Linked DNA regions of Homo sapiens: region 2 is linked to region 1. Evidence: read pairs that join two places in POLR2A ChIA-PET (ENCODE). Cell type or tissue: A673. All regions are shown on one strand. Links, peaks and the distances in the headings refer to the core of each region. The heading gives the core; the rest is flanking DNA. Region 1 holds the start of LOC105370840 (a long non-coding RNA gene). Region 2 has its middle 110 kb from the start of FOXB1.

Region 1 (16,391 bases), core at 5,308-9,307:
CCGCAATAAACATACATGTGCATGTGTCTTTATAGCAGCATGATTTATAGTCCTTTGGGTATATACCCAGTAATGGGATGGCTGGGTCAAATGGTATGTCAAGCTCTGGATCCCTGAGGAATCGCCACACTGACTTCCACAATGGTTGAACTAGTTTACGGTCCCACCAACAGTGTAAAAGTGTTCCAATTTCTCCACATCCTCTCCAGCACCTGTTGTTTCCTGACTTTTTAATGATTGCCATTCTAACTGGTGTGAGATGGTATCTCATTGTGGTTTTGATTTGCATTTCTCTGATGCCCAGTGATGGTGAGCATTTTTTCATGTGTTTTTTGGCTGCATAAATGTCTTCTTTTGAGAAGTGTCTGTTCATGTCCTTTGTCCACTTTTTGATGGGGTTGTTTTTTTCTTGTAAATTTGTTTGAGTTCATTGTAGATTCTGGATATTAGCCCTTTGTCAGATGAGTAGGTTGCGAAAATTTTCACAAACTAGTTTACTTCTACCAGCTCAGAAGAGTGAAGGCGAGAATTTGTCTTCCGAAAGTATGTTTTGTTTTTTTTTTTGAGACGGAGTCTCGCTCTGTCGCCCAGGCTGGAGTGCACTGGCACTATCTCCGCTCACTGCAAGCTCCGCCGCCTCCCAGGTTCACACCATTCTCTTGCCTCAGCCTCCCGAGTAGCTGGCACTACAAGCGCCCGCCACCATGCCTGGCTAATTTTTTTGTATTTTTAGTAGAGACGGGGTTTCACTGTATTAGCCAGGATGGTCACGATCTCCTGACCTCATGATCCGCCCACCTTGGCCTCCCAAAGTGTTGGGATTACAGGCATGAGCCACCGCACTTGGCCCTGAAATATTTTTAATCTTTCCCCAAACAACTTTTCAGAAGTTGAGAAAGCTTGCTGTCCCAATTAATGATACCTCATTTCTATTGTATTTTCATTGTTGTGTTTGTTTTTACCTTAATTGAAATTATATATGCAAACAGTTTAAAAAGCCATATAGTTCTACAAGGGCTATTTATAATGGAAAACAGTTGTTCTCCCGCAACCTTCCCTCCACTCCAGTAAAGACTTTTAGCTATTTATTTTGGTATTTACCTCTTGTAGTGAATTCTTACAATTTTATGTTGCCTCAGCATACATTTTGCGTTCTATTTTTTTTGTTTTTTTGTTTTTCTTATTTTTATTTTTGATTTTTGATATGGAGTCTCACTCTGTCACCCCAGCTGGAGTGCAATGGCATGATCTTGGCTCACTGCAACCTCTGCCTCCCAGGTTCAAGTGATTCTCGTGCCTCAGCCTCCCAAGTAGCTGGGATTACAGGTGTGAGCCACCATGCCCAACTTCAGCATCCTTTTGAATATAAGTTGGACATTCTCACACCAGAGGCAGGGCTTAGACACCCTTGACAAAGTTTCCTGTTCTCTACCTCTTCCCAATTCCTCAATGTGGTTGATCCAAATATCTCCCTTATACCACCACCTCCTGGTGACCACCTCCCTATGGGACAGCCAGATACAACCTACTTGACTTGTTCCACTGACCCTCTCACCCCACATGACTGCAAAAATATGCCACAGTGACCAGTTTTAAGTCATAATGTGACCCCAGGGAATTTGTGCTGGTTGCTCTAAACACACGAATTAGAACTCCCCAAGAGAAACCAGCCCGGGTAATACCTTGAACCCCGGTACCAGCTTTGGCCCACAGATCTCTTGCTCTTTCTCTTTTGCTCCCCATCTGCTAGTTGAGCTTGAGTGTCCTGGATGCCTCCCCACTTCTCCCACTACCCATTGGCCCCACTAGTCATGCTTCCATCTTCTTTCTGGGATCTGTAAGTAATGAACTGCCTGTTATTTCATGTGTGTTGTTCTGCTTCCTCTTCTGTGTCGCATGTAACTGACACACCTGAGCTTCTTTCCCAGTTAGGGCTCTTCTAGGGAATGGCTATCTTGTAGGAATAAACTGGACATAAGTCAAAAAGCCACCAGGTTGTTTACACTGGTGTCTGCCAGTGTAAAGAAGTTTTCTATGAGAGGGACACCTGGTCATGGGTCAGACACTTGGGCATTAGGTCATTGCCAGGATAAAGAAGTATCCCTTAAAAGGAACATTGTAATCATCCATGACCAAATCCCTAGAGCCCCATCAGGGCAGGGCTAGAGTTTATTGCCACTCTCATGAGAGAGACCTCAGGACCAAATTAGAAAAAAATAATAATAATACAACACCTTCATATTTCTAATAGCAAGTAAAAATTTCTCTTTTGAGTTTTTATTTTTAGGCATTACCTATTGGTTTTCCCTACTGAAAATATGCATTTAGCTCTCTCGCTGCCCCTATTTCCCAACACACACACACAGACCATACATGGGCATACATGCCATGCCTCTATTCCCCCAACATTTTTATCGTAATTTTGATTTTATCATTATTCAATGTTTACATTATGATTATATGAATGATATATTTGGCTTAGCAATGCAATATATCAGAATAATTTTTTATTTCTCCCGTTTTTGTTTTCTCTAGAGTTCATACTTATCTGGTTTTCTTGTTTTGCTTTTTTTCTGGTTTGCTTTGTTTTTTATGAACTCTTGCTACATCATCTTCAGACTCTTTCCTGATTTCCTAATTTTCCTTTCAATATACTCAGATATTGCCAGTTCTCTATTTTGGAATTATCTCTTTCTAAACTCTCTGACCTGCTCCAATCTTCTGGCTGCTCTCTTGGTCTATTACACAGATTCATCTAGAAGTCTCCCTTTACCATCATCCTGAAAATTGTGTTCACACCCCTATTATAATAAATTCCGTTTTTCTGACATGCTATATCTTCATAACTGTGTTGGTCAGAGTTCTCTAGAGGAACAGAACTAATAGGATATATATGTACATCCTATAATATAGGGGAGTTTATTAAGTATTAACTCACATGATTGCAAGATCCCACAATAGGCTATCGGTAAGCTGAGGAGCAAGGAAAGCCAGTCCGAGTCCCAGAACTGAAGAACTTGGAGTCTGATGTTGGAGGGCAGGAAGGGTCCAGCACAGGAGAAAGATATAGGCTGGGAGGCTAGGCCAGTCTACTCCTTTCACGTTTTTCTGCCTGCTTTGTATTCTAGCTGTGCTGGCAGCTGATTAGATGGTACCCACTCAGATTAAGGGTAGGTCTGCCTTTCCCAGCCCACTGACTCAAATGTTAATCCCCTTTGGCAACACCCTCACAGACACACCCAGGATTAATACTTTGCATCCTTCAATCCAATCAAGTTGACACTCAGTATTAACTAACACAATAATCATTTATTTACTTCTTTGTTTTGAAAGAACATTTCTTTCAATTTTTTATGAGAAAGAGCTGTAGGAGAGGTAAAATATTTGAGGCCATTCATGTCTGAAAAAAGTTATTCAACCCTTACACTTACTTGATATTGCGGCTGGGTATCACATTCTAGGTTGGAGAGCACATACAATATCCAAAGTGACTCAGATTTCTGATTCTTTGAATACAACCTTCCCTTCAGCTCTCTGGAAGCTTCTAGGACCTCTCCTTTGTCCTTACTGTTCATAAATATTATCATCAGGTAATGTATTAGTCTATTCTCACATTGCTATAAAGAAATACCTGAGACTGGGTAATTTATGAAGAAAAGAGGTTTAATTGGCTCATGGTTCCACAGGCTGTACAAGAAGTATGGCAACATCTGTTTCTGGGGAGGCCTCATGAAACTTATAGTCATGGCAGAAGGCGAAGGGGAAGCAGGCCCATCTTACATGGTGAGAGCAGGAGAAAGAGAAGGGGGAGGTACCACATACTTTTAAACAACCCAATCTCATGATAACTCCATCACAAGAACAGAACCAGGGTGATGGTGCTAAACCATGAGAAACTGCCCCCATGATTCAATTATCTCCCACTAGGTTCCACCTGCAACATTGGAGATTACATTTCCACGTGATATTTGGGTAAGGACACAGATCCAAACCGTATCAGGTGAGTTGATATGGATCTATTTTCATCCATTTTGCTAGGCACTTGGTGGTTGTTTTCATTCTGAAAACTCATGTCCTTCAAGTCTAAGAAATGTTCTTGAATTATTTATCTGATAATTTTCTCAATTCTCTATTTGAGGAATTTGTGTTATTCAGGTGTTAGACTTCTTAATCTGACCTAATTTTCTTATATTTTTATCCTAGTTTACATTTCTTTGCCATCTGATTCTATCTAGTTTCTAGAAGATTCCCTCAATCTTATTTTCCAAATTTTATATGGAGCTTCTGATTTGTGTCACTTTTTCCCAAGACCCTTCTAGTTTTTGTCCTTCTGATTTTTTTTTTTTTTTTTTTTTTTGAGACGGAGTCTCGCTCTGTTGCCCAAGCTGGAGTGCAGTGGCGTGATCTTGGCTCACTGCAAGCTCCACCTCCCAGGTTCATGCCATTCTCCTGCCTCAGCCTCCCGAGTTGCTGGAACTACAGGTGCCTGCCACCATGGCTGGCTAATTTTTTTATATTCTTAGTAGAGATGGGGTTTCACCGTGTTAGCCAGGATGGTCTCGATCTCCTGACCTCATGATCTGCCTGCCTCAGCCTCAAGAAGTGCGGGATTACAGGTGTGAGCCTCCACGCCTGGCCTTCTGATTATTTCTTTATTATAGCATTCTATTCTTGCTTTGTGGATGCAAAATCATCTCTTATCTTACTTTAATTTTTTTCTTCTCTCTGAATTCTCTCTATTTTCTCAAATTTATTTTTTTGTTTCTTTTCTTAGGTGTTTGTATTTCCTTTCAGAGTGAAGATATCCTCAAATGTCTAGTGATCCTTAACTGTCTGTTCACCTTTAAGACTACAGCACTAAAAATCTGATTGGAAGTTCTGATATATGAGTTGGGTTGCCAACTCTGGGTCTTACCCCAGGTAATCTGGCTGGATTGTTTCATAGGACAACTCCCAATGTTAACACAGGGTCTTTTCTTTTGGACTAGTCAGATTTATCAGATACTAAATTCCTAATCTCATACCTGGAAGTAGAAACTGGCTGCCAGCATTTTGGAAGTCAATTGGGAGAAGAGCAGGTTCTCAAATTCAAGTAATGCCCCTCTTTTCAATATGATATCCCTATCCTCTTACCTTCATGGTGCCCCTTAGTTCAGAGAATAAACCGCACAACTCTGTTACACTGAGGGAGGGGTAATCATCCAGCCATTCCAAGTGGGGGAAGGAACAGAGGATGTAACTCTGTGCTCTCTGATACAGTAACCACTAGCCACTGTAGCTATGTACTTTACATAAATTTACATAAATTAAGTAAAATTTAAAATTCAGTTCCTCAGTTGCAGTAAGGAAATAGCCACGTTTCAAGTGCTCAATAACCACATGTGGCTGGTAGCTTTTGTATTGGACAGTGCAGAAATAGAGTGTCTTCATCATTGCCAAAAGTTCTGTTCAACAATGCAGGTCGAATTGCTTCTCAAATAGTCTTTTCAACCAATGCTTATGTTTCAGTCCTACATTCACTGCCACTTCCAGAAATATCTGGTATCACCAATTCATGAGCCCACTGGAGGTTTTGAGGTGCAAGTCTGGATGATGTATTGGCTTTTCCTGCCAGAATAGAAACTCCACAAAAACAGTGATCTTGGTTTTGTTCATTGATGAAATCCAAGGACTTAGAAGAGTGCCTGGCACATGGTAGGTACTCCATAAATGTTTGCGGAATGTTGAATGAATGGCTTATTTGAGAACCAAATGAAATCTACAGCTTAAGGGATTCCATCCGTAAGGGGTCTGTAGTGAATAATTGTCATTCATGTCAGCTGCCCATATCTGAACCCTTTTACTATTCCTGGGGAGCTCCACGCCTGGGGAGTCAGAGCCTTCTCCACCATAGGAGGAGATACTCACTTTCTCAGCTTCCCTTGCAGTCAGGGTGCAGGAACAGGTCAAGCTTTATACCTGACCTAGATCTGGAATTAGAAGCTAGTGACCCAAAGAACTAGGGATGGCCCAGGATCCATCTGGCTGAATCATCAGCATTGCTGTGTTTTCGTTGATCAGTTCTGCAGCCAAACTGGAGGAACCATTTCTGGCTGCATAGATGGCTCCAAGCCCATTCTCTAATCATACCCAATATCCTTTTAACTGATTCCTTTTTTGGGTTTGAAGAAGCAAAGTTAGTTTCTGTGACTAGCAAATAAGAACTCAGATCGATAAGGAATTCAGACAACCCATGTTAGGAACCTCTGATTTGGACACAGAATAGAATAAGAAACGTATAACCCAACATTTTAAACAAAGAAAACTAATTTTCTAAAATTTACCTAATGGTTTCTAGGAAATTTTGGCAAAAATTCTATAAGATTATTTTAACAGAACTTTTCCTCAACATTGATCCTGGGAGTTAGTATAGACTCACAAGCTCATAGTGTAAAGGCTTTTTTTTTTTATGCCAGGAAACCCTTAAAAGAGTTTGCATTGTAAGTTGGAGGTATTCTTGGCCATTTTCTTCATTTAGAAAAAATATGGACAAATTTCAGTGTCCCAAATAAGCAAAATAAAATTGTGAATAGATATCATCAATGCTTATTAAATAAGAGAAGGAAACCATCACTGGAGGTTATTCACAGAACTTGGTTATGAGGGAAGCTTACTTTATCTACATGTGGGTTTCAACTGCTCAACTTCTGAGTGAAGAGAAAGGCCTGAAAATAAACAGTAATTACTTTATCACTATAATAATGTTATTACCTTCAGTAAAAAATAAAATAAACTACTTTTATCAAAAATTTATTTTGACTAATTTCTGTTCTTGGGGTTCTGAATGTTCTATCTTCTCTCTTATAGTTAAAAAAACAACTTGGAGAAAAGGGACATATCCATAGCCTGAAAATATCTCCCCTAAATATTTATTAATTGCTGTAGTGATTTTAATATATGTCCACAAATTCTCTGATACTCCTCATTTCAGGAAGTGGAGTTTAATTCCCTTCTGCCTGAATGTAGGCTGGTCTTAGAGACTCAAATCTAATGAATAAAGTACAGAAAGGGAAAAAATGTAATTTTATAGTGGAGAGATCAGGCAGACACCGTCTAAACCAAGTGATCAAGGGTAACATCACAGTGATCAGTCATTTTATTTTGTATCCCCTCGCATGATATGATAAGGGAAGCTCACATCTGTGGTCTTCTTTCCAAACCAGTATAATTACGGGAAAACGTCAGACAAACCCAAATTGAGAGACATTCTACAAAATACCCAAAAAACATCATTTAAAGGGACCAAGTCATGAAAAACAAGGAGACTGAGAAACTGTCACCAACTGGAGGAGCCTATGGAGACAAAACAACTATGTCTACGCAGCGTGGTATTTTGGTTTGCATTCTGGAAAGAAAAAGGACGTTGGTATAAAAATTGGTGATATCAGAATAAAGTCTATAGTTGAAATAGCGTTGCATCAATGGGAATTGCTTAGTTTTGGTAAGTGTACCATGGTTATGTAAGATGTTAACATTAGTGAAAGGTGGCCGGGCATGGTGGCTCACGCCTGTAATCCCAGCACTTTGGGAGGCCAAGGCGGGAGGATCACCTGAGGTCAGGAGTTGGAGACCAGCCTGACTAACATGGAGAAACCCGTCTCTACTAAAAATACAAAATTAGCCGGGCATGGTGGTACATGCTTGTAATCCCAGCTACTCAGTAGGCTGAGGCAGGAGAATCACTTGAACCCAGGAGGCAGAAGTTGCAGTGAGCCGAGATTGCACCATTGCACTCCAGCCTGGGCAACAAGAGCGAAACCCTGTCTCCAAAAAAAAAAAAAAAAAAAAAAAAAAAAAAAAATTTAGTGAAAGTTGAGTGAAGGATATACAGAAATTCCCCATAGTATCTTTGCAACTCTTCTGTGAGTATAAAATTATTTCAAAATAAACAGGTATTCTAAAGAGCCAGTTTATTAAATAAGGCTTGGATAACAGGGAATACCTAAAATACTGGTTTATGGAGAGGTATTTCAAAGAACATGATTAAATTCATGTCTTATCTAAACTTATAACCTGCATTTGAACAGGGCTTAGCAGTGCTAGGCTACACAGAAGGTCCATCTCTGTCTCTCTCCCACAGTAGCATTGTAAATTTGTGATCTTTCACAACCATTCTAGCAGCATTAGGCTCTCCTCTGTTAAAGACCTATATACTCCAAGCTCCAGAAGAAGATGACAAAGAACTCACATTCCAAGGCAGCTTAGCTCCACAAGATCTAGCCCCTCAGCAATCTATAATTACAACTCAACGGCTCCTTTGGGATCAGAATATCAATTTCTAAAGGATAGTTGGGACCCATTTTGCTCAGCAGGTTCTACCTGCTTCAGCCATAATTCTAACCGGGTCTTCCAAGAATCCTTAAGTGGTATAAGACATTACCATTGTATCACTCCTGTCATTATTATTATTAAAATACATCTTCTGATGCCAAGCCTACAGGCCCATTCTACAGGCTACAGTTGGGGTGGAAAGAGTGCTTGCTTTGACTTTATTGCCCAGAACAATTTATAGACAAAGACTGTCACAACATGCTGTTTGTGGTTCTACCTTCATTCAATAAGTATCTATGGAGCAACTGTGCTTGGCCATTCATTGTCCTAGGTGCTAGCGATACCAGGATAACAAAAAAGATACGACCCCTGGTACAACTACTTTAGGAAACATTTAGAAATGCCTCATAAAGGGGAATCTGCTGATACATTCTACCTGGGTGTCTCACTTCCAGCTTTATCTAGTCTATTGCCAATCTTGCATGTGTGGCAGAAGTTATGGGTAAGAATGTTCATAGGAGCGTTGTTTATAATTGCAAAACCTAGAAACAAGTCATCAACAATAGATTCAGTAAATAAAATATAATGTATTCACAAAATGGGATTTATACAACCATGAAAAAATGAACGAACCGTAGCAATACATATCAACAGAATAAATCTCATAAACATAATAATGAAAAAAAGAAGCAAGTCAGAAATGAATATAAACAGAACAATTCCATTTATATAAAGTTCAGACCCAGACCAAATTAAACAATTTATTGCCATGGGATATATACTTAGGTGGCATTTTTTAAAACTATAAGGAAAAGCAGGTTAATAATTAACATGAAATTCAGGATAATAGTTATTACCTATAGGAGGTAGAGAGGCAGAAGAGATCAGAAAAGAACACAGGGAATATCTGGGGAATTAACAAAGTCCTATGTCTAAGACCTGGCTAATGAACGCATATGTGCTTGATTTTGAGGTCATGGTTTTTTAAACTGCACATATACATTTAAACAATCTCTTGTATATGTCTATATTCATTAAGATATGTTTAACATAGGTTTAAAGTGTGCTAAAGTGAAAATCAAAATACAAATATTGCAATAATAATAATGGTATGTGGGAGCCTTTCCTCCAAGCACCTGTTAAAAATAGGTGCAATACATATACACCATGGAATACTATGCACTATGCAGCCATAAAAAAGAATGAGTTCACGTCCTTTGCAGGGACATGGATGAAGCTGGAAACCATCATTCTAAATGAACTATCGCAAGAACAGAAAACCAAACACCACATGTTCTCACTCATAGCTGGGAGTTGAACAATGAGAACACTTGGACACAGGGCAGGGAACATCACACACCAGGGCCTGTTGGGCAGAGCGGGGCTGGGGGAGGGATAGCATTTGGAGAAATGCCTAATGTAAATGACGAGTTGACGAGTGCAGCAAACCAACATGGCACATGTATGCCTATGTAACAAACCTGTACATTGTGCACATGTACCCTAGAACTTAAAGAATAATAATAATAGGTTCAATAAGGCCGGGCACAGTGGCTCAAGTCTGTAATCCAGCACTTTGGGAGGCCAAGGCGGGTGGATCACCTGAGGTCAGGAGTTCGAGACCAGCCTGACCAACATGGAGAAACCCCATCACTACTAAAAATACAAAATTAGCTGGGCGTGGTGGCACATGGCTGTATCCCAGCTAGTCGGGACGCTGAGGCAGAAGAATCACTTGAATTCGGGAGGCAGAGGTTGTGGTGAGCCGAGATCGCCCCCTTGCACTCCAGCCTGGGCAAGAAGAGCGAAACTCTGTCTCAAAAAAAAAAAAAAAAAAAAGGTGCAATATAGTGTCGCCAGTGCTTTACAAAGTCAAAAGGAGGGAGCATTCAGGGAAGAATCCAAAAAGGAGGTGACCCTTAAGGTGAGAATAGTCATCCAGACAAAGCACAGTAAAAAGAAAATGAGGAAATGGTTTGCACAAAGGCCCAGAAAGTTAAGGGAATATATCAAATTTGGGGAAATTAAAATAATGTTTTCTAACTTGTTTCTAGCTAGAGGTAGGCAAGGGAAGATTAGTAAAAATATTGTATTCCTTCCTAAAAGAAGACTTTGGACTTGATTCTGGGAAGCAATAAAGTTGATCCATCATAGCAATGTTTGATCTGTTCTAGGAGTTTTGGGCAGGACTGATGATCCAGAGTGAGACCAGAGACAAAAAGAACTGACAGGAAACCACTGCAATCCACATAAGAAATGCGGTAGCTTGAACCAGGGCCGAGACTGTGGGGACGAGGAAGGGAGAGAGTCTAGAGAGACTTGAGATACAATCAACAATATTTAGTGAGTGGTTGGGTGTGGAGGTGAGGAGGAGAAAAGGGTCTAGGATGATTTTCAAGAATCTGGTTTGGATCAATAGTCTTCATTCAGAGGGAGGAGCAGGGATGTTGGTAAAGAGGGTTTTTCCTCCATCCTGAAGAAGTAGGAGAGAGATAATGAGTCCAAGTTCATATCTAATGACTCAGTTGGCATTGAAGCTGTACAGATGTTTCTAGCTTTCTGATGCTCATTGGCCTATACCTAGAGTGGAGAGAAGGAAAATTAAAGGGGAAAACACCAGCTGATTTAGCTCTGTATGTACACTGTGGAAAGAGACAGAATCCCATAGCAACAATGCAGTTCTTAGGTTGTTTCTGGTCTTAGGTATTGATGTCATCCTTGATCACCGGGGTCAACCAGAGCATGGGGCAGCAAACCACAGAAGAGATAGCACAAGCCTCTTCATTACCAGGAGAGAAGTGGTGCTCTCACTGGGTACAACAATGCAATTGTTTTTCTCATGAGTTGTCAAATTACATTGACCAAATTATGGTCTTGATTTCAGGTATTTCTTTTCTTTTCTTTTCTTTCTTTTTTTTTTTTTTTTTTTTTTTTTTTTTGAGACGGAGTCTCGCTCTGTCCCCCAGGCTGGAGTGCAGTGGCGCGATCTCGGCTCACTGTAAGCTCCGCCTCCTGGGTTCACGCCATTCTCCTGCCTCAGCCTCCGGAGTAGCTGGGACTACAGGAGCCCGCCCCCACGCCCGGCTAATTTTTTGTATTTTTTAGTACAGATGGGGTTTCACCGTGTTAGCCAGGATGGTCTCGATCTCCTGACCTCGTGATCTGCCTGCCTCGGCCTCCCAAAGTGCTGGGATTACAGGCTTGAGCCACCGCGCCTGGCCTCAGGTATCTTTAATACATGCGAAAGTATGGAGAATTCATAGGCACTTTGAGCGAGTAAATCCTTCAGTTAATCTTTGATGGATGATTTCAATTTGGGACTTGCAACGTAGCTATTATCATTCAACCTCACCCTCCTTCAAAAAGTAAAGCATCTCATCCCTATTATAAGGACTCGGAATGGTTTCCATGCACTGTGGGTTGTTTTTTGGTGGGAAGATGGGCAGGGATGGGGAGGGCTACAGCACCAGCTGCATGGGGACAGCAAGGTCAGAAGGGAGGGAGCAAGCAGGTGCTAACATGGTACCTAAGGCTCAAGGATCCTGAGCCTGCATTTCCCCCACTAGCATCAGGAGACAAAGCAGCTGGAATTAGACATGCCTATCTTCCTGTCATTTTTTGATGTTTAACATATTAGCTATATAAAAATAATTTGGGGTGTAATATAGTTTAGTTGTATGTCCCTGTTCAAATCACATATTAAAATGTAATCCTCAGTGTGGGAGGTGGGGCCTGGTAGGAGGTGATTGGATCATGGGGGCGGATTTCTCATGAATGGCTTAACACCATGAATTGGTTTAGCACTGTCCTTGTAATAGTGAGTGAGTTCTCATGAGATTTGGTAATTTAAATGTATGTGGCACCTCGCCCCTCCCTCTCTTTTGTTCCTGCTTTCGCCATGTGTATTAGTCCATTCTTGTATTACTATAAAGAACTGCCTGAGACTAGGTAATTATAAAGAAAAGAGGTTTAATTGGCTCACCCTTCTGCAGGCTGTACAGGAGGCACGGCTGGGGAGGCCTTAGGAAACTTACAATCACGGCGGAAGGTGAAGAGGAAAGAGGCATGTCGTACGTGGCCAGAGCAGGAGGAAAAGAGAGATGGGAGAGGTACTACACAATTTTAAACAACCAGATCTCATGAGAACTCACTCACCAGCATGAGAACAGCAAGGGGGGAGTCCGCCCCCATGATCTAATCACCTCCCACCAGGCCCCTGCTCCAACACTGGGGCCTACAGTTTGACACGAAATTTGGGCAGACACATAAATCCAAACCATATCACCATGTGAGATGTATCTGCTCCTGCTTTGCCTTCCACCTTGAGTAAAAGCTCCCTGAGGCCTCCCAGAAGCAGATGTCACCATGCTTTCTGTACAGCCTGCACAACTGTGAGCCAATTAAACTTCTTTTCTTATAAGTTACCCAGTCTCAGGTATTTCTTTATAGCAATATGGGAAGGGACTAATACAGGGTGTGAAAAAAGGATATTGAGACCTTGGGTGAAGAAACGTTTGCATTTACTCTAAATACTGGGAACTAATAAAAGAAACTGAGAAGTTAAGAAGCTCTAGTGAGCAGATCAAAGTAAAATGATTTTCCCCGATCCCCATCCAGCCATAGATTCAATAAAATCTCTGAAGAATTGGGGTGCAGAAAGATTGAGGACGTTGGGGAGGAAGGAAGGTTCTAACGATAAGGCCCATGACTTCTTTACACACTTGCATACACACACAGTTGCACACATATTCATTTCCCCATGCTATCAGGACACATGGCCATCTATCTACAAGAGAATTTTCTTTTTACCAGGCACCCCACTCCCTCAAAGAAAGCCTGCATCGAAACATCTCCCACTTCTGCCCATTGTGGAAAGACTATTTTTTTGTTGTTGTTTGTTTGAGTTCTTGAATGTGCTACAGTGCAGGTGTACTTCAGGAAAAAGGAACATGCCAGCATTTATGGGGCAGGGGGAGGAGAGGGTATTAAACAAGCATGGAACACTAAACCAGATAAATTTCACCCATGACCTAGTTGTGCCTGGGGCCAGCCCAGAACACAGTAATGCTGTTACCAAAGAACTCTGCATAAGTCATGTCCTTTAATGATTGCAGTAAACCTCTGTTAACTGCATTATTCCTATTTTACAGACCAGGAAACAAGCTCAAGTGTGGTTAAGTCCAGAACTTGGCCATGATCAGCAAGTAAGAGGAAGAAGCAGGACTCAAACCCAGACAGCCTGTCAACTGGCCACCAAGCATAATTATCATGCCTGCTTGGTTTCACATCCTCAGAGGTCAAGATGTTCATACCCACAGAGAACGGGAGAGAACACCAGGTGCATCCAGATAAATCAAGACAATGGGGAACAGAAGATATTTCCAGTGCTCTAGGAAATAAATATTTTCACCTAACCTAAACACTGAGTCGCAATGGTGAAGAATGTTGGGAGTGGGGGATTAACTCAGAGGAAAACTTCCAAGCCATCAGTAGTCAAACTTTAGGAGCCAGACTCTCCTGGGAACAGGGCATATTTGAGAAGCCATCTGTTCTCAGAACTAAAGAGCATACAGGGACAGAAATAGGTCAAGCATCAACTAGATTTACTGGAATCAATACTAAGCTTTGGAGCTCAAAAATATCAGTCAATAGAATCAATGACCTTCCCTGTCATTGGTCCATTTTTCACACTGCTGATAAAGACATACCAGAGACTGGGCATCACAAAAGTGAGAGGTGTATTGGATTTACACTTCCACGTGGCTGGGGAGGCCCCACAATCATGGTGGAAGATGAAAGGCACGTCTCACATGGTGGCAGACAAGCGAAGAGAATGAGAGCCAAGCAGGGGTTTCCCCTGATAAAACCATCTGATCTCATGAGACTTATTCATTACCATGAGAACTGTATGGGGGAAACCGCCCCCATGATTCAAATTTTCTCCCACCAGGTCCCTCCCACAACACATGGGAATTATGGGCATACAATTCAAGATGAGATTTGGGTGGGGACACAGCTAAACCATATCATTCCCCAAACCTGCTTTCTTCCATGATTGGGAATAGAAAGAATGTTCAAGTAGGATCTAGAAGATTGAGTTCAAATTCTTGTTCACTTGTTTTCTGGCTGTGTGTTTTTAAGCATGTAGCTAAACCTCTCTGAGACACAAATGTGGCAACTAAAAATCAAAAGTTTTTTAAAGTACTAGACATCAGAACACTGGTCCAAATCACTATATGTGTTCAAGTCACAGCTGAGCCGTGTGTCAAATGGGGATCATAATGCCCCCCTTCCAGGGATGCTGCAAATGGGCAAACACATGCAGAGGTGCCAGGTTAACTATGAAGGCTACTTAAAATGATCACACTTGCCTCCACCAAAAAAAGAGGGAATCTAACCAGGAGGTCCTTCAAAATTCCTCTTGGTTAAGCTTTGGTCAATGATCCTTTGGTGAAAAGAGCTAATAAACTGCTTACTAGGTGACAAGAAGGGCCAGCTTCATGGGGCACAACCTGTGCGGTCACACAGGGCCCTGCTGTCTCTATCTTCAGATTCATACTAATGTTTGAACAAGGAGCCCCACATTTTCATCTTGCACTGAGTCCTGCAAATCATGTAGCAGGGCCCGGTGCATGGCACTGTGCTTAGCATCCAGAACACAGCAATAAAACAGATTGGCATCTTTGAGGAGCTCCAAGCAAGTAGATTACTTTGGGAGCAAATCCTACAAAGCAAACAGGACACTTACAGAAATAAATTAACTTGCATATTTTATTCCTCAGTCCAATCTTAGACTGAAAGCTCCAAAGACTAAAGCAGTTATTTATCCTTAGGACAAGCCCTGGCTTGTTTGCACATGAAACACACCTGAATACCTACAGACTCACCCAGCCCCACCCTTCTGAGCTGAGAAGATGTTTTCTAGGACTCCTGCAACACCCTGGGGCATGTCCACCCACCTATGACGTAGGTAAATGAGTACCTAGAGCAGTGGTCCTCAAAGCACAATCTCTAGACAAGCAGCACAGCATCACCTGGGAGCTTGTTAGAACTGCAAACTCGGGGCCAGGCACGGTGGCTCACGCCTGTAATCCCAGCACTTTGGGAGGCCAAGCAGAAGGATCACTTGAGGCCAGGAGTTTGAAACCAGCCTGGGCAAGAGTAAGACCCCATCTCTACAAAAAATACAGAAAACTTAGTCAGGCCTGGTGGCTTGCGCCTGTAGTCTTAGCTGCTTGGGAGGCTGAAGCAGGAGAGATCACTTGAGCTCAGGAGCTCTAGGTCACAGTGAGACATGATCGCACCACTACACTCCAGCCTGGATGACAGAGTGAGACCCTGTCTTAAAACAAATGCAAACTGTATTAGTTCATTTTCACACTGCTGATAAAGACATACCCAAAACTGGTAACAAAAAGAGGTTTAATTGGTCTTATGTTCCACATGGCTGGGGAGGCCTCAGAATCATGGCAGGAGATGAAAGGCACATCTTATATGGCGGCGGCAAGCAAAAATGAGGAATAAGCAAAAGCAGAAACCCCTAATAAACCCATCACATCTGATGAGACTTATTCTCTATCACAACAATAGCACAGAAAAGACTGGCCCCCATGATTCAATTACCTCCCCCTCGGTCCCTCCCATCATAACACATGAGAATTCTGGGAGATACGATTCAAGTTGAGATTTCAGTGGGGACACAGTAAAACCATATCACAAACTCTCAAGCCCCACCCAAGACCTGCTGAATCAGAAATCCTGGAAATGGGCCCAGAAATCTGGGTTTTAACTGGTGCTCCAAGGGGCTTCCTCTGCGTGCTAAGGTTTGAGAACCACGGGCCTACGTTATCAAAACTAATCACTTTGAAATTTATTATCTTTCTTTCCTTTTTTTTTTTTTAATGCTATGAAGGGTGTGTTGAGGAGAAATTAGCAAGGCTGGGCCTTCCCGGCATCGTCCTCTACAACACAGTCACTGGCAATTCCCAAAGACCAGAGTCTCTTTGTGTGTTTCCTGCAAAATTCAACATAACTCACATACTTTGTTTTTGCCTGTCCATTCAAGACACAATGTAACCCCA
Region 2 (16,391 bases), core at 7,358-11,357, 190 kb before region 1:
ATGGTGGAATGGGAAACAGGCACATCTTACATGGCGGCAGGCAAGAGAGAGGAGTGGAAAACACCACCTATAAAACCATCAGATCCTGTGAGAACTCACTATCACAAGAACAGCATGGGAGGAGACCACCCCCATGATCCAATCACTTCCCTCTAAATCCCTCACTTGACACATGGGGATTACAATTTCAGATGAGATTTGGGTGAGGACACAGAGCCAGACCATATCACAAGGGTATTTTCATCTCTGGATGTATGGGAAGACTCCAGTTTCTTGACCTATCAGACTAGGACAAGATCAAGGTAAGTAAACCAAGTCTTCTCCAAGTAGTAGCTATTCTTTACCAAAAACCCACTTCAATTGTCAACAGCTCCTTTGTCAAATTTTGCCTTGTGTTAAAATGCTACAGAGAACAGTTGAAAATAATACAGCTCAAGAAAAGGCCATTGCACTTGGTTCCAGACAATCTGTAAACGAGCAGTCAGGACAGTGGTGAGGATATGAGTCAAACTGCAAAATGCTAAGGAGTGAGAAGAGAGTGGGCAAGTTGAAGAAACAGGGAATGTGTGTGGCAGCAATGGGGATCCTGGCAGGAAACAACAGAGAAGCTAAACTATTTTACAGTTCGAGATGCCTGAATGTGTTGAAGACCAGAGGAAAGGAGCTAGCAGAGAAGGAGACATACAAGATACAAGAAAGGCAAGTCTCAGAAGAGGTAGGAGGTAAGATCTCAGGAGAAGTGAGTAGGTAAGGGCTCAAAAACACAGGGGGAGGAACTAGCCTTGGCATGATGAATGACACTCTTACCCATAAATGGGACAAAAGAAGGAAAGGGGAGACTTATCATGGACAGGTTTTGAGATAGAGGAAATTAGAATCCCCAACATTAAAACAGAATTCCAGTTTTTCTCAATTTCTTTACTAAAGATTGCATGAAAGACTTTAGTAACTGCAAAGTCATAAGTCCTAAGAAGTGGGTTTGAGGGTACAATTTTGGGTGGAGAGAGAAAGTAGTAAATGCTATGAAGCTGCCAGTGGCCATGACTAGAATGCAAAAACATTCTATGTTACACAGAAAAAAGAACCGGATTGGATATGCTAAGGATCAGGGGCATTTGAAAGGAGAGAGGGGTACATTAGAGGGAGAATGGGTAGAAATACATAAGTTTTCTGTTTATGTCCATTGGGCCTAGGCTACATAAATGTGGAATTTTTCTTCCTTCACCCAGTACATTGAGGTGAGACACAATAAAAGCAGTTTGAAAACTATACAGGACCTTTGGTTGTTATGAAATATATGAGTGAGTAGATAGAGGGATGCATGAATAGATGGATAAATGGAAGGGTAGAGAGATGGGTAGAAAGGCAAATACAATACTGAGATAGAGAAGAAAGAATAAAAACATATTTTATTGACATTTTTCAAATTTGACTCCTGATTGAAAGACTTATCAGTGCTGCATCATTAAGTAGGTGAGGAAAGTGGGAAGTACTTCGGTCTTTTCTCTTTCTAATTTGGCCAATATCAGGAAAGAGAATTAGAGAATGGCAAGGGGAGTTTTATCTGAAAGCGTTTATTTAGAGGAAGCTAAGAGCAGGAGTTACAGTGCAAATAGTGAGGGAGAAGAACCAAAGGCTTTTTAAACCCCATAGTTGAATCAGGTAGCCTTGCCACTACAGACCATAGAAAGGGAATTGGCACAAAAACTGTGAGTAACTTCCATGAGAGACTGTAAAGGCTCCTCTTGAAGTAAAATAGAAAAGCATCATTGGCCGGATGCAGTGGCTGAGGCCTGTAATCCCAGCACTTTGGGAGGCCGAGGTAGGTGGATCATGATGTCAGGAGATCAAGACCATCCTGGCCAACATGGTGAAACCCCATCTTTACTTAAAATGCAAAAAATTAGCCGGGTGTGGCAGTGCATGCCTGTAGTCTCAGCTACTCGGGAGGCTGAGGCAGGAGAATTGCTTGAATCCAGGAGGCAGAGGCTGCAGTGAGCCGAGATCATGCCACTGCACTCCAGCCTGGGCAACAGAGCGAGACTCTGTCTCAAAAAAAAAAAAAAAAAAAAGAAGAAAAGCAAAGCATCATTTAAGTGGTTTAGCAGAACTTGACATCAAGTTGAAATTAGAGAGATGGCACCAAATAAGCCTAAGGGTTTAGTGTTTCTAACTTACTTGTTCCAGATGTTATTGACTTAAGTTTGTAATGGCTCTGTAGATGATTAACAATTACATGTCTGTCTTGCTATGTTTTACTCTTTAAATTTATATTTCTATTTTTATGGGGAATTTTATTTTTTTAAAAAAATCTGCCGGGCGTAGTGGCTCACGCCTGTGATCCTAGCACTTTGGGAGACCGAGGCGGGCGGATCATGAGATCAGGAGATCAAGACCATCCTGGCTAACATGGTGAAACCCCGTCTCTACTAAAAATACAAAAAATAAGCCAGGGGTGGTGGCGGGCACCTGTAGTCCCAGCTGCTAGGGAGGCTGAGGCAGGAGAACGGCGTGAACCCGGGAGGTGGAGCTTGCAGTGAGCCGAGATCGCGCCACTGCACTCCAGCCTGGGCGACAGAGAGAGACTCCGTCTCAAAAAAAAAAAAAAAAAAAAAAAAAAAATCCTAGTTCAGTGTGAATGAACTATTTCTCGTTAGTCAAAATGGAAGAATTTTATTTTCAGGAGAGCAAAGTCATTCTTATTTAGGATAATTAGAAAAAGGGAAAATTGTGACATAAAGTCAGTGATGAAGAAGGAAAGAATATTTTTCATGATAAAGTCTTACAAAATATCTATATGCTTATAATACCCAAATTAACAATGACAGCCTACCTTGCACCTCAGTTTGGACTTAAATATCCAGTTTCCTCACTTGGCTGCCTTACACACTTCTCAAATTTAGTATATCCAATACTGAACTCCCGATCTGCTCTTCCAAACCTGCTCTTTCTACATCTTCCCCCCTTTCTATAAATAGCACTTCACTCTTAGTTTTTCAGGCCAAATATTATGGAGCAATCCTGGACCTCATACTTTGCTCCATGTTCCTCATCTGATCCATCAAATCTTGTCCTTTCTCTTTTCAAAACATGTATCTCAGCGGGGCACAGTGACTCACACCTGTGATCTCAGCACTTTGGGGGGCCAAGGTGGGCGGAGGGCTTGAGCCCAGGAGTCCAAAACCAGCTTCGGCAATATGGCAAAACCCCATCACTACAAAAAATACGAAAATTAGCCGGGCGTGGTGGCACACACCTGTAGTCTCAGCTACTTGGGAGGCTGAGGTGGGAGGATCGATTGGGCCCTGGGAGGTTGAGGCTTCAGTGAGCTGTGATTGCGCCATTGCATTCCAGCCTGGGTGACAGAGAGAGACCTGGTTTCAAAAACAAAACAAAACAAAACAAAAAAAACTAGGTATGGTGGCTTATACCTGTAATCCCAGCACTTTGGGAGGCCAAGGCTGGCAGATCACTTGAGGGCAGGAGTTTCGGACCAGCCTGGCCAATACGGTAAAACCCCATCTACTAAAATACAAAAATTATCAACACAACAGTCAGAGTAAAACTTTTGGAGGATAAGCCATATCATGTCACTTGGCTGCTTATAATCTTCCCTTGGCTTCCCATTTTCCTTAAACTAAAAGCTTTACTGTGGCCTACAAGGACTTAGGGCCTGGCATTGGTACTTGTTGTTCTCTTTGCCTGCAATGTTCTTCACCTTGGCCTCCCCAGAGCCTCATGGCTGCTTCCTCATTCTCCTTCAAGTCTTTATTCAAATGTCACCTTCCCAGTGAGATCTTCCTTGGTTACACTATCTAAATTGCAAACTTCCCTAAATTCCATTTTCCACTCCCTGGCACTCTCTGCCCCCTTTACCTGATTTATGTTTCTCCATAGCACTTACTACCATCTGACATTTATATTTTATTTATTTATCTTGGTTACTGTTTGTGTACTCCCACCAGATTTATAAGCCACCTAAGAGCTGGAATTTTTTTCTGTTTTGTTCATTGCTGTATTCCTTGAACAATGCCGGAAGAGTAAGCAGCAGGCATTGAATAGTAAGCATTGAATAGGTCTTTGTGGGAGGAAAGAAGGAAGAAAGAGAGGAAAGAAGAAAGGGAGAAAAGGTGGGCAGGCAGGCAGGAAGGGCTTACAAATGTATTCCAATAATATCTCTGGAGTGATAAATATAAGAACAATTGTTGAAAGGTGAACTCAATAATTCCTGAACATTAAATTCGAAAAGCTTAGGGCATTAAGAGAAGTATGAGACTCAAGCAAAAAGACTGTTTAGTATGCATACCTCTGAATACACACACACACGCACACACACAATGAATTTACAAGTCTTCTACTGAAACTGAAAAGGTTTCTACAGAACAAGAAATGATCACTGGAAACCCATCATACAATTTCGCTATTACTAGTTGAAAAATGTAAGATGTCATTGAGATTGCCATTGTTGAAGATGTCATATCCGTTGTTTTAGTTTAGTGAATACGTGACTATTTAGTGGGATTTTATAGAGGTGTTTTCTCTCTTGGCTCTCTAGTCATATTTTCCCCCTTAAGTCCCAAGTTTCTTAATTCTTAATTTCAAAATTTTCTTACATTAGCAGTTATCAACAACCAGACTCCTAAACTGTAGTGGGAAAACTGTATTCTGTTCTAAGACTAAAAATAAATGTCATCTGAATTATCCAATGCTGGCACTTATGATTCTTCCATTAGTACAACTTCTAATGAGAGTTCATGCTGGGCAGGACTTCATCTCCTCTCAACCCACAAGAGAACAGATGATGCCACTATTATTTCCTTCTAATAGCCCTAAAAAATGTAAAAGAATAGCAAATCAAATTCAAAGAAAGCAACAGGAAGGAATTAATAAAGATAAGTGACAATTTATGAAATAGAAAAGACATATACAATCTAGAAGATTAGCAAAAAACAAGAGTTGTTTGTTTGAAAAGGTTAAAAAAATTGACAGGGCCAGGAGCGGTGCCTCATGCCTGTAATCCCAGCACTTTGGGAGGCCAAGGCGGGTGGATCACCTGAGGTCAGAAGTTCAAGACCAGCCTGGTCAACATGGTGAAACCCCATCTCTACTAAATATACAAAAATTGCCAGGCATGTTGGCAGGCGCCTGTAGTCCCAGCTACTCAGGAGGCTGAGGCAGGAGAATCGCTTGAACCCGGGAGGTGGAGGTTACAGTGAGCTCAGATCATGCCATTGCACTTCAGCCTGGGCAACAAGAGCAAAACTTCGTGTCACAAAAAAAAAAAAAAAAAAAAAAAAAAAAAAGGTTGACAAGCCACAGCTGAGACTGATCAAGAAAAAGAAAGACACAAATAAGTAATATGAGGAATGAAAAAAAGAGACATATGGCAGGGTGCAGTGGCTTACGCCTGTAATCCCAGCACTTTGGGAGGCTGAGGTGGGTGGATCGCTTGAGGTCAGGAGTTCGAGACCAACCTGGCCAAAATGGCAAAACCTCATCTCTACTAAAAGTACAAAAATTAGCCAGGCATGGTGGCGGGCACCTGTAAGCCCAGCTATTCAAGAGGCTGAGGCAGGAGAATCGCTTGAACCCAGGAGGCAGAGGTTGCAGTGAGCCAAGATTGCACTACTACAGTCCAGCCTGGGAGAAAGAGTGAGACTTTAAAAAAAAAAAAAAAAAAGATTAACAGAGAATGAGGATATTATAAACTCCTTTCTGTCTATATATTTTAATGATTTACATTAAATGGAGACATTCTTGGAAAAGTTGGACTCAAAAAGAAATAGAAAACTTGAATGCTCATAAAATTACAAATTGAATTAATAGTTTAAAAAATCATCCAGTATTGGGAGGCTGAGGCAGAAGAATTGCCTGAACCCAGGAGGCGGAGGTTGCAGTGAGCAGAGAGTGCCCCACTGCACTCCAGCCTGGGTGACAGAGCGAGGCTCCACCAAAAAAAAAAAAAAAAAAAAAATCATCCAATGAAGAAAACACTAGTATCTGATGGCTTCTACAGCAAGTTCTAATAAACATAAGATACAGTTATTTTTATTTTTTACCCAAACCTCCAGAGAATAGGAAAAGAGAGGACATCCCCAGCTCATAAGAAACTAGTATAGATTCTAAAACTTCACAAGGACCATAGATAAGAAAGGTAAGTCATACGCCAATTTCACACATGATATCAATGCAAAAAATCCTTAAAAAACCATCTGAGAGCAAACTCCAATAATAATTGAAGAGGATAATAATATATTATGATCAAATGGGGATTATACCAGTATATAAGCTTAACATTTAATAATTAAATTTTTAGTAAACCAGAATTAGAAGTGAAATTCCTTAATCTGTAAAGGAATATATATTAAAATCCTACAGCAAATAACATACTTAATGGTAAAATATTAAAAGCATTCCTTTTAAGATTAAGAACTAGATGAGGACGCTTACCAGGACTATTTTCATTCAACTTTGTACTGGAGGTCTTAGACGATACAGCACCAAAAAATAAATAAAAGTTATAAGAAGTGAAAAGGAAGAAATGAATCTGTCATTATTCATGTATAACATGGTTGTATAAACAGAAATTTTTAAAAATCTACAGATAAATTGTTAGAATTAACATGAATTTAGGGTGTTTCTAGATCCAAAATCAATGTATAAAAATCAACTGAGAGATATTAATAAAGATTTACATGTTTGGAGGAATATGCCAATTCAATAAATTTCCCCCAAATTTACTTATAGATTTAATGAAATCACAGTTCAAATCTCAATAGTTTGTTTTGGAATAATTCAAGATGATCATAAAATTCATGTGGAAATGCGAAAAGCTTACAAAACCTGAGACACTTTTGAAAAAGAAATCTTGGGAGGTCTTGCTATATCAGATTCTAAGACATTATAAAGCTATGACAATCAAGATATTGTGGAATTGGTGCAGAGATAAACAAATAGACCACTAGGACAAAACAGAAAGCCCTAAAACAGACTCATATATATATATATATATATAATATATATATAATATATATATTATATTATATATATATATATGAACACGTGATATTTGACAAAGGTAGCAAAGCAGAGTAGTGGGAAAAGGACACATTTTTCAATTAATGATGCTGGAAAAATTGGGAATCACTTGGGAGAAACTGAAATTAAACCCCTATCTCATATAATATGCAAATAATAATTGTGGATGGATTTTAAAACTAAATGTAAAAAACAGAGCTATAAAGATTTTAGAATATAGGAAAATATTTATGAGAAGGATTTCTTAAGACAGTAAAAAAATACTAATCTTAAATTAAAAATTGATAAATTTTACATCTAAACTATATTTACCAAAGATAGCATTTGAAAAGCAAAAAGAAATTTTTGCCATAGAATGGGTGAAGCCAATAGCCAACACATATAATTCATGAGGGCCTAGTGTTCAGAATGTATTTTTTAAAATCTTACACACCAGGAGAAAGATAACTCAAGAAAAGACTTGGCAAAAGACTTGGGCAGGGGCCTCATATAAGGGGAAATCCAAATGATTAATAAACACATGAAAGTGTAAGCAATCTCAGTTGTCGAGGAAATGCAAATTGTATGCCACTGTGACAAACCACTCCCTTCCTACTGGCACAAGTAAACAATAAGAACAATACCAAGGATTGATGAGCATAGAACTCTTATCCCTGCTGGTGAAAGTATAAACTGGAAGCAGTACATTTTGGAAGCAGACCACCATCATCTCATAAAGTTGGAGATATGCAGAGTCTTTGATCCAGCAGCTCCACTCCTGAGTTTACACCCTTTAGAATCATGGACTTATGTGCAGCAAGATACATTTTCAAGACTTCATAGCAGCATCGTTCTTAATAGCCTACAGTGGAACAACTCCATATTAGTTAAGGTGAAGCTGGCTGATTCATTTGACACGATAAAATCGTTTATTTCCTACTCCCATGTTAGGCCAATGTGGATGCTCCCAATCAGGGTGTTCTTCTGGGCAGCTCTCATCCTACCGGTGATTCAGGAACCGAGGTTTTTTCTATCTTGTGGCTTTCCAGTCTTCTACACATGGTTTCCAAGGACACCCAGAGGTCACCTCTAGTCCACACGTGGGGGAGGGGGGTGGGGAAGATAATGGAAAATCATAGGTGGGAGGTGTGTGTGGGCAGACCAGACCCCATGGTCATACCTCACTGAAAGAAGGCTGACAAAGCCATCCAGATGTGCCCAGGAACAAGAGGTGCCCGGCAGAACACAGGGATGGTGATTCACTATTAATCTCTGGCACGAGCCAAAATGCCGAGAAACAAAAGAATGGATACGTTGTGATACATGCGTACAATGGGATGTGATTTGGCAATGGAAGTGAACAAACTACACCTACACCCAACAAGGATGAAAGTAACAAAAATAATGTTGAGAAGAAGCTAGACCTGAAAGAAGACTGTGGCTACATTTCTATCTACATGTACATAAACATATACAACTCAAAAACAGACAAAACTAAGCTATATTGTTTAGAGAAGTATACAGAGATCACAAAAGAATAGGGAAAAGCAAGGGAATTGTTAGAATTAAAGTTGGGATAGTACCTCTGGGGGACGCCGGATTTGTGGTTGGGAAGGATACACCGGGGGGCTGGCAGTCTCCTATTTCTTGGCCTGATGGTGGCAGCTGTTGGGGTATTTATGCACTTTTCCTCACACATATTTTGCATCCACACACACAAATTCAAAATGCCAAATGTGTTTTTGACCTTCACATAAGAAGCCCTGCTATTTGGCACAGAGAAAACCAGTTTCCCTCTAGGTGGAATACCATCGCCCCTTGGAAAACCAAGCTTTCCTCTCTTCCCTACTGGAAACTGAGTGCCCTCCAGACCTAATTTTCTCTGATTTACCATGTTGAAGGGGAAGAAAAATCTGTGCTCCCATTTGACATAATTGCCAAACACCCAATTTTGTTCCTGTAGGTCCCTATGTCAATGCTATTATCTGCTGTTGTCTTCAACAGCAGATAATTACTATCTCTTTCCCCAGTTGATGAACGGTTTCTGCCATCATCTAGTTTTGCAGTTAACGAAATGCCATTTTGCTACTGGCGTTACTACTTCTCTCATGATCTCTTTATCTTTGTTTCCTATAGTAACTTGTAAATTCCAGTGACTCATATCTCTCTTGTTCCAGACACTTAACTTTCAAATCTGTATTTTCCACTCTCCAGTGAACAATTTGTTTTACATTCTATTGCATCTCCCTTTCATCATCCTTGAATTCTACAGCTGGGAAAAGCCTCCGTCCTGTTACCCAGCCCTGAACACCTTTGTTTTTCCATTTCACAGACTCAGGAATCCGTTCTTGGGTAGCGACTCAAACACTCAGCTTTTGAAGGTAGATAATTTGAAGTATTTCCATGTCCCCTCGCATAAAAGGCGTTTGTACTGGTGTCCTTCAGCAGAAACTTCTCTCTGCCTCCTACTGAGATATCCAAAGGGCTGGTTGGCTTCCAGCCCTGGGTCCCAGAAATGGTGGCATTTCAGTGGCAAGATTCCCACTACCTCTTGATTGTGAAATGGATTGGAATAAAATGTGCAATGAGAAGGGGAGTAACATGGGGATAAGCAGCTTCGATTCTCCTTGGCTGCCTCCTGAAAAGGTTGGCTGCATCTTCTAGGTTACCTGTCAGACATTGGAGACCCTAAGTCTCCAAGTTCTAGAAGAGCAGAGCTTGGACAGTCTTTTCCCTCTCTCTTTCTTACTGCAGGAGCAACTGCTTTTAGTCACCCTTGGGAGGAATACCTACTTGTGACAGCAGCCTGGGAGAGAAATGTTTTCGGGGTATTTTTCTTTTTCTTGTTTCTTTTTCCCTCTCCGAGTCAACTTAAGAAGGTCTCAGAGCTAGTTTTCAGGCTGTTTAGGGTTTAACACCTGTTATGTTAGTACAACTTGTAGGCACACCCTCTGATTAAATTACCTCTTTAGAGAAAAAGAAGCCAGCTGTAGAACTAACACTCATAAAACTAATGAGTAAATAAATAAGCAGACCCAAAAGTTGTGAAGCAATCCAGAAATCACCAAATCAAATACAATTTATTATTTGTCAGTTTCCACTGGTATGACTGAGGCTTGGCTATCATTTATTTTATTGAGTCTCTCCTGCAGATTAAAGCTCCCCATTCAGGACAGATGTTTTTAAAGGTTGTTCTGGGGAGGAGACTCAGGTTGCACCTAAGTGGGATTTTACGCAGAGCTTCCCTCACAGCTGACTTCCTTCCCCTCCCCTTTCTATTGTAAATTACCTTGGACAAGCCTATGGTAAAGAATGTACAGCTATTTTGATTTTTAAATAAAGTCTTTTTTTATATGGCACTTACTACCTTCAAACACAGATCAGCAAAACTAATGTAGTAGGTTACAAAAACCTAATCAATCTAGAATGATTCAGTTTATCACTTCGGGTCTTTCAAAAGATTTAAAATGTCAGAGTTGTAAAAAAAAAAAAAAAGCAAGATATTAAAAACTGTGCCAACTAAAACAAATATTTTGTTGTACTTACATATCTCAAGCATTAAAATGATATGATTTTAATGCTTCTCATGACAGCATCCTTAGTTATGCATGGGCTAATTGGAAAAACAACTTATTTTTAGGTAGGCCTATAGAAATGTTTCCCACAGAAAAACATTAAAATTTTCAACTGATAAAATGTATTGATCACATAAAGTCTCATCAATCCTATCAGATACTTGGTATTTTAACAGTGTTCTGAACCCTGAACGATTGCTTGGAGGCAAAGTAATTAGAAAAGAATTGCATACTATTCACAATATCCATATTTTGAATATTTATTTTCCATATTAGAGGGGTTTTTTTCAAAGAACTTTTCCCTACCTGAACCAGATAATTTTTAAAATGTGTTTTCTTTATAAAAGGATAAATAGGATTACTTAAATCATCTTTCATAAATTAGCTACAGTCAGGAAATGATAAATTAAGGCTGCTAGCCACCAGGCTCTCAAATTAGGCATGCATGCACACAGGCACACATTAACTGATACGTTAGCAATTTTCACCTTAAATTGTCAGGATTGTCCTGGTTAATCTCACACACTGAATAATAACGTAAAGTGCTTTGGGTTGCAGTCACTTAGTTTGTAATAATGGTTGATGCCTCGTACAAATAATGCTTTTTAGGAAGCCTCACAATTTAACAGGGAAAAAAGGTTGAAGGAGGAGTGTTTACATTTCCCCCTATGTTTGATACACCCGCCTCTCCTCAAAGTGTCTCCTCTGATCAGAATTTTAAAGCGTTCTTAAAATACATCATAAAATAAAATTTAATGTCAGTACGGCATTTGTGGACTGGGGAAGGGAATGTGTGGGTGGGGAGGTAGGTGGGGGAGGGAAAGGAGTTTAACAGCAGATCTTCCTTCAAAGAAAAAGGCAGGTTAGTGTCTTTTTCATGCTTACCCAGAGCAGCCAGCTTCTGCTCATCGGCACCCCAGAACACACAGAATCTCTCCTCCCTGATCCCAACACTGGCCAGTGTACTCATTTCCCCCAGCCTGTGTGTTAGTGCAACCAGCTCGGGGTTGTGCCCTAAATACTGGAAAGTCACAAATCACTGGTTCAAATAGACCCGCTTCTTCAAAGGAAAGAATGGGGAGTGGTGAGGGAAGGAGGAGGAGAGATGCTTAAAGGGATTTACGACCCCCTTGGGTGATGGGTTTGGCACCTGGGCCATTATGCTTCGACAAGGACTATCTGGCAAGTAACAAGAGACATTGAAACGTACGAGGGGCCGATTAGGATGGTTCAATCTTCCCTGGATTAGTCAGGCATTTGATATAAATAAGTAAACACCCAAATCACCTCCACCACAGCCCAAAATGTCTTTCTCTCACTCTCTCTTTTTTTCACAGAGTGAAAGGGACTAGAGATTAGAAAAAGAGGTCTTGTGTATTCAAAGTGCTAATTCAGAACTTCTTTCTCTAATGCACTCATGAAACATTTTAATTGTCTGACTTTGCATTCAAAAGCCTTGTTTGCAACTCCTAATTGCAGGCTGCTTTGAACAAATAATTGAAATGCATGACTTGTGGGGCCTGCTTAAACAATTATAATGTGCTTTGCCGCTACGTGCCGGTCCCCCTCCCAGCCCCATTCCTTTTTGCATAATGACAAGCAGCCAGCTTGATATTTGCAGCCAAGTTAAAACCTTGCTAATTTGCTGTGCTGCAATCTGGGGCTGTGGCAGTGGCCATACCTGCATTAGTGCTTGCAACAGCAAAAATGGCTCTAATAGTTCAACTGAATGTTAAGAAGACCTTTTCATTTTCTGCTGAGAGAATCCCACTGGGGTTTTGTTTTCAAAATACAAATCTTTCATGTGCCTGTTAGTTTTGTATCTACACACAATTTATGAAGCTATTTCCCAGAAAACTCTCCCCAACCTGATTTTAACAGAGTCCTCAACAAACAGGTTCCTTCCTTTCAGGGGGCTCAGGTTTAGAAATGAAACAAGAGTGTCCAGATCCTGGGAATGCCCCATCACTGACCACAGTGGGCGGCTGAGGACCACACACAGGGATGCTGCCTCTGAAAAGGAGTCTCGCTTTTAGAATCTAGAACACGGTGCCAGATGTGCCTTCATTCTAGCCTCCTTGTCAGGACTCAGAGGCTTGAGGAAACTAAGATTGCATGCATTCACGTTTTGAACATTTAAGGTTTTTTGTTTTTGTTTTTGTTTTAATTGCAGTAAAATACACACAACCTAAAACCTAGCATTTTAAACAGCTTTAAGTGTATAGTTCAATGGCATTAAGTGCATTCACACAGCTGTGCTGCCATCACCACTGTGCATCCATACATCTCTTTTCATTTTGCAAAACTAAAACTCCATAACCATTAAGCCATTACTGCCTATTCCCCTCTCCCATCAGCCCCTGGCAACCACCATTCTACTTTAAGTCTCTATAAATTTGACTACTCTAGATGGATTGTTTTTTGAAAAGATCAATCTTACATGTTTTAGGATTAAAAGGATAAACATTTTACTCTAAGAATAAATTATGCCTTTACTGGAATCATCTAGTTCAGTAATTCACAATGCTCCCATTATTTTGCTTATTTCTATTTGGGGTTGGCGGGGGGTGGGTGGCATTTAGCAGATTGAAGAAAGTAGATTTTAAAATTCACTGTTTTGAGGTCCCAATTCCACCTGATAAAGACCGCACTAAAGATGACTTCCTTGCCCCCAGATACCTCCCAGATGCTCTCAGTGGTCTTGGCAGGGTGGCCACAGGAGGGGGCCTCCAGTGGTCTAAGCACTGTGTTTCATATATTATTGGTTCTAAGAGCTCACAATGACCCGTGAGATAGGTATTGTCTCTTTTTTTTACAGATGGGAAGTTGAAGCTCAGAAAAACTGGGTAATTTGCCCAAAGTAACACAGCTCCTCTGTGGGGAGATTGGGATTCAAGCTGGGTCAGTGGGACTTCAAAGCTCTTTTCAAGACACTGAGCTGCACAGCAGGAAGGATCCACAGGAAGTGGTACTTCAAAGACACTTGTTGTTTGGCAGGGAGAGTGGGGATTAACACCAGCTTGTCCCAAGACACAGGTGTAACACGTGTGGGGGAGCTGAGGGAGGGGAATTTCTAGTCATTGTTATGAATACCCCGCATCCCACTAGACTAGGTTGCACCCAGCAGGTGGTATTAGAACCCTCATTGAGAACTCTGGCCCAGTGTTTCTTGGTTTTATTAATCTCCAGAGAAGAGCCCAAAGATTCTCTTCATAACCCACTTTTGAGCTAAGAAAGCCATTCATCCCAATAACAATAGCTGGCCTTTATTGAGTGATTGCCATGCACCAAGCTCTGTGTGTGTCACTTACAAATACAGGCAGCCTTGCTCTCAAGTTCACACACTTAATACTACCCTAGAAAAATTCTCTTAACATAAAATGCAAGTCAATCTGCAGAGCCCCATTCAGCTCCATGCCTTCAGTAGAGAACGTGTGTGTGTAACACTGGGCTATACTGCCCCAAGTGAGAGTTCTCCCCTATGATGGGTAGGCCACATTTGGGTCTTCCAAGTCACAGCATATGACAGAAAGCAACAGCTCTGCTTTTCTAGGCAGGTAGTCCCATCTCTCCAGGTACTCCTCACTAGAGATGGTGACTATAGCGCACACACACACACACACACACACACACACACACACACACACATACACACACTCTCATACATACACTACACACACAGACATGAATAGCCTCTTTCTTGGATGGAAACATTTGTTGTAGTCATCTTGTTGCCTAAAACATCACCTCCAATGTTTTTCTGCTCTCTAGAAGTCCAAATTAAAAACTCAAATGTGTGCTATGGAAATCAAATGATGTAGACATCTATTACAGATTTCTCCAGGAAGTATTCATTCATGGCAGAATGGTTAAGGACCACAGTCTTGGAGATAACTCAGTTTCAAATCCCATGTCTGTCGTTTATTAGCTGTGCAATTTTGAGCAAGTTACTTATCTTTTCTGCAGCTCAGCTGCTTCTGTAAAATGGGAATAACACCACTAGCACCTACCTAAAAGAGATAGTTGAAAGCATTATGGATTGCAGCACGTTGAGTGTGTAAAAATCCCTGAATAAATTAAGCACTGAATAAGTATTACCTATTCTTATCATTTTAAGTTGAAAGGTAATTAGGTACCCAAAATATTGTCAAAAATATTTCACCAGAATTTAATCAAGCCTTTGCTCTCACTTCCAGATTTCAGAACATACAAGGGGTAGAAAAACAAGATAAATGAAACTGCGCAGGGCAAACATCAGACAATTCCATAATTGTCATACATTCTACAGGACAACTAGCCAATATACTCCTACCAATTATTATCCAATAATAGTGAATCTTCCAATTACTTTAATGCTTCCACATTAAAGTAATGGTCACCACTGGCCATCACCACAAGCCTCTGCAGGGCAGGCCTCAGGCCCATTGTGTGGATAAGGAGTTGGTGTTTTGCCCACTGAAGATAGCCAGCTGCCTTGCCTTGGCCACACAGCTAATAAGGACCGAGGGAGGATCACAACATTCTTTCCCCAACACCTGTTTTTCTCAAGAGCGCTTCACCTCCACCCTCTGCCCCCCAACTACTGTGCCTCAAATACTCAGATCATTTTGATTTGGCTTTTGTAACTGCAGTTAGGAGACAGCTGAAACAGAACAAACACAGAAAAACTGAAACCCTCCTAACCTCTCGGTTCTAATTTACCTTTTGTCGATTTGAGTCACTGGCTACCATCTGCTGAACTAGCTACCTGGCTGCATCCTTGGGAGGCCACAGCTGACTCACTTTGCCACATTTGCCTGGTGAAGAAGGGCATATTCAAAGGTGAACTGGCACAGTCAGCAGCTTGCGCTTAATTATTCACTAAGACTTTCAGGACTTATTTCTTCAGGGTTAACAGAAGAACCCAAGCCTGTGAATGTAGCCCTCTGCACCCAGCATCTAGCCCAGTACCGGTCACAACCAAGTTCTTAGACGTGTTTTCGGCTAAGGATATCTTTCCATCATTTTTCACCTGCAAATATTGACCCAACTTGAAGGGACACCCACACAGTTGGGACAATTTCAGCATCAAAATGAATAATTGATGGTAATGGATTGCAGCACATTGAACGTGTAAAAATCCCTGTGTTTAAATGAGAATCAATGAAGAGAAAGCAAGCCAGCAAACAAATCCTCATTTGTTATCTTGGAGAAGGCCATTACACCAACTCCTTACTCTGGAAAGTGGTAAATAAAAGGTAAGAATTATGTTCTTTCCAGTTAGAACTCTATTTTAGGTTGACCATTAAGCCCCTGTTGATGAGGCAAGGCCTTTTTTATGGTTGAATACTGGTTACTAAATGTAGAAGGAATTGTCAGGGGTCAGAACATGCTACCCCAAAATATGACACCTTGAAAACTGAGAAAACTGCAGAAGCAGAAAGGTCATTCTCTGACTTTCTCATGTCTTTCTGTGTAAGAGGTAGCCATAAAATAACTTTCTGACCTACCTCCCTTCAAAGTAGGTCACAGGATCCTCATGTGACAGGTGTCCTTACCTATGCCAGGAGGAAAGAAATGAAGATACAGAGAGGCCAAGAAGAATCCTAACGAACAGGTCGTGCTAAGTTCCCCCCAGTTCATTACCATTAGGTCATAATGGTACTATGTCCAGCCATACTTCTACATGACTGCCGATTCTTCCTCAACCTTAACATAAAAATATACAGATTCCTCTGGGTCTTTGAGGTCTTCTTTTCTGAAGGTTCCCATGTCACATAAAACTTTAGCTAAATAAATTTGTTACTCTTTTCCCTTGTT

The links. Peaks named below come from ENCODE experiments on the same cell type or tissue, not always from the same donor. Only the 100,000 strongest peaks of a DNase experiment are listed, where the experiment ranks them.
Region 2: POLR2A ChIA-PET joins it to region 1 with 5 read pairs; 2 of 35 experiments call an interaction of 5 or more read pairs at or near these places.

The regions. Positions count from the first base shown.
Region 1 is chr15:60,301,956-60,318,346 of GRCh38, forward strand. LOC105370840 (a long non-coding RNA gene) reads left to right here and starts at 3,962. Exons shown (of 3, transcript XR_932314.3): 1 at 3,962-4,000; 2 at 4,775-4,920; 3 at 5,509-5,587. RefSeq lists an enhancer at 14,641-15,840. In A673, for the core only: no CTCF peak of the experiment used is centred there; no DNase peak of the experiment used is centred there; H3K27me3 peaks cover 511 bases.
Region 2 is chr15:60,106,717-60,123,107 of GRCh38, forward strand. No RefSeq gene overlaps it. Among named protein-coding and RNA genes, the nearest start is that of FOXB1, 110 kb to the left of the region's middle. RefSeq lists enhancers at 11,341-12,031, 12,722-13,412, 13,413-14,102. In A673, for the core only: no CTCF peak of the experiment used is centred there; a DNase peak (open chromatin) is centred at 9,205; H3K27ac peaks cover 323 bases.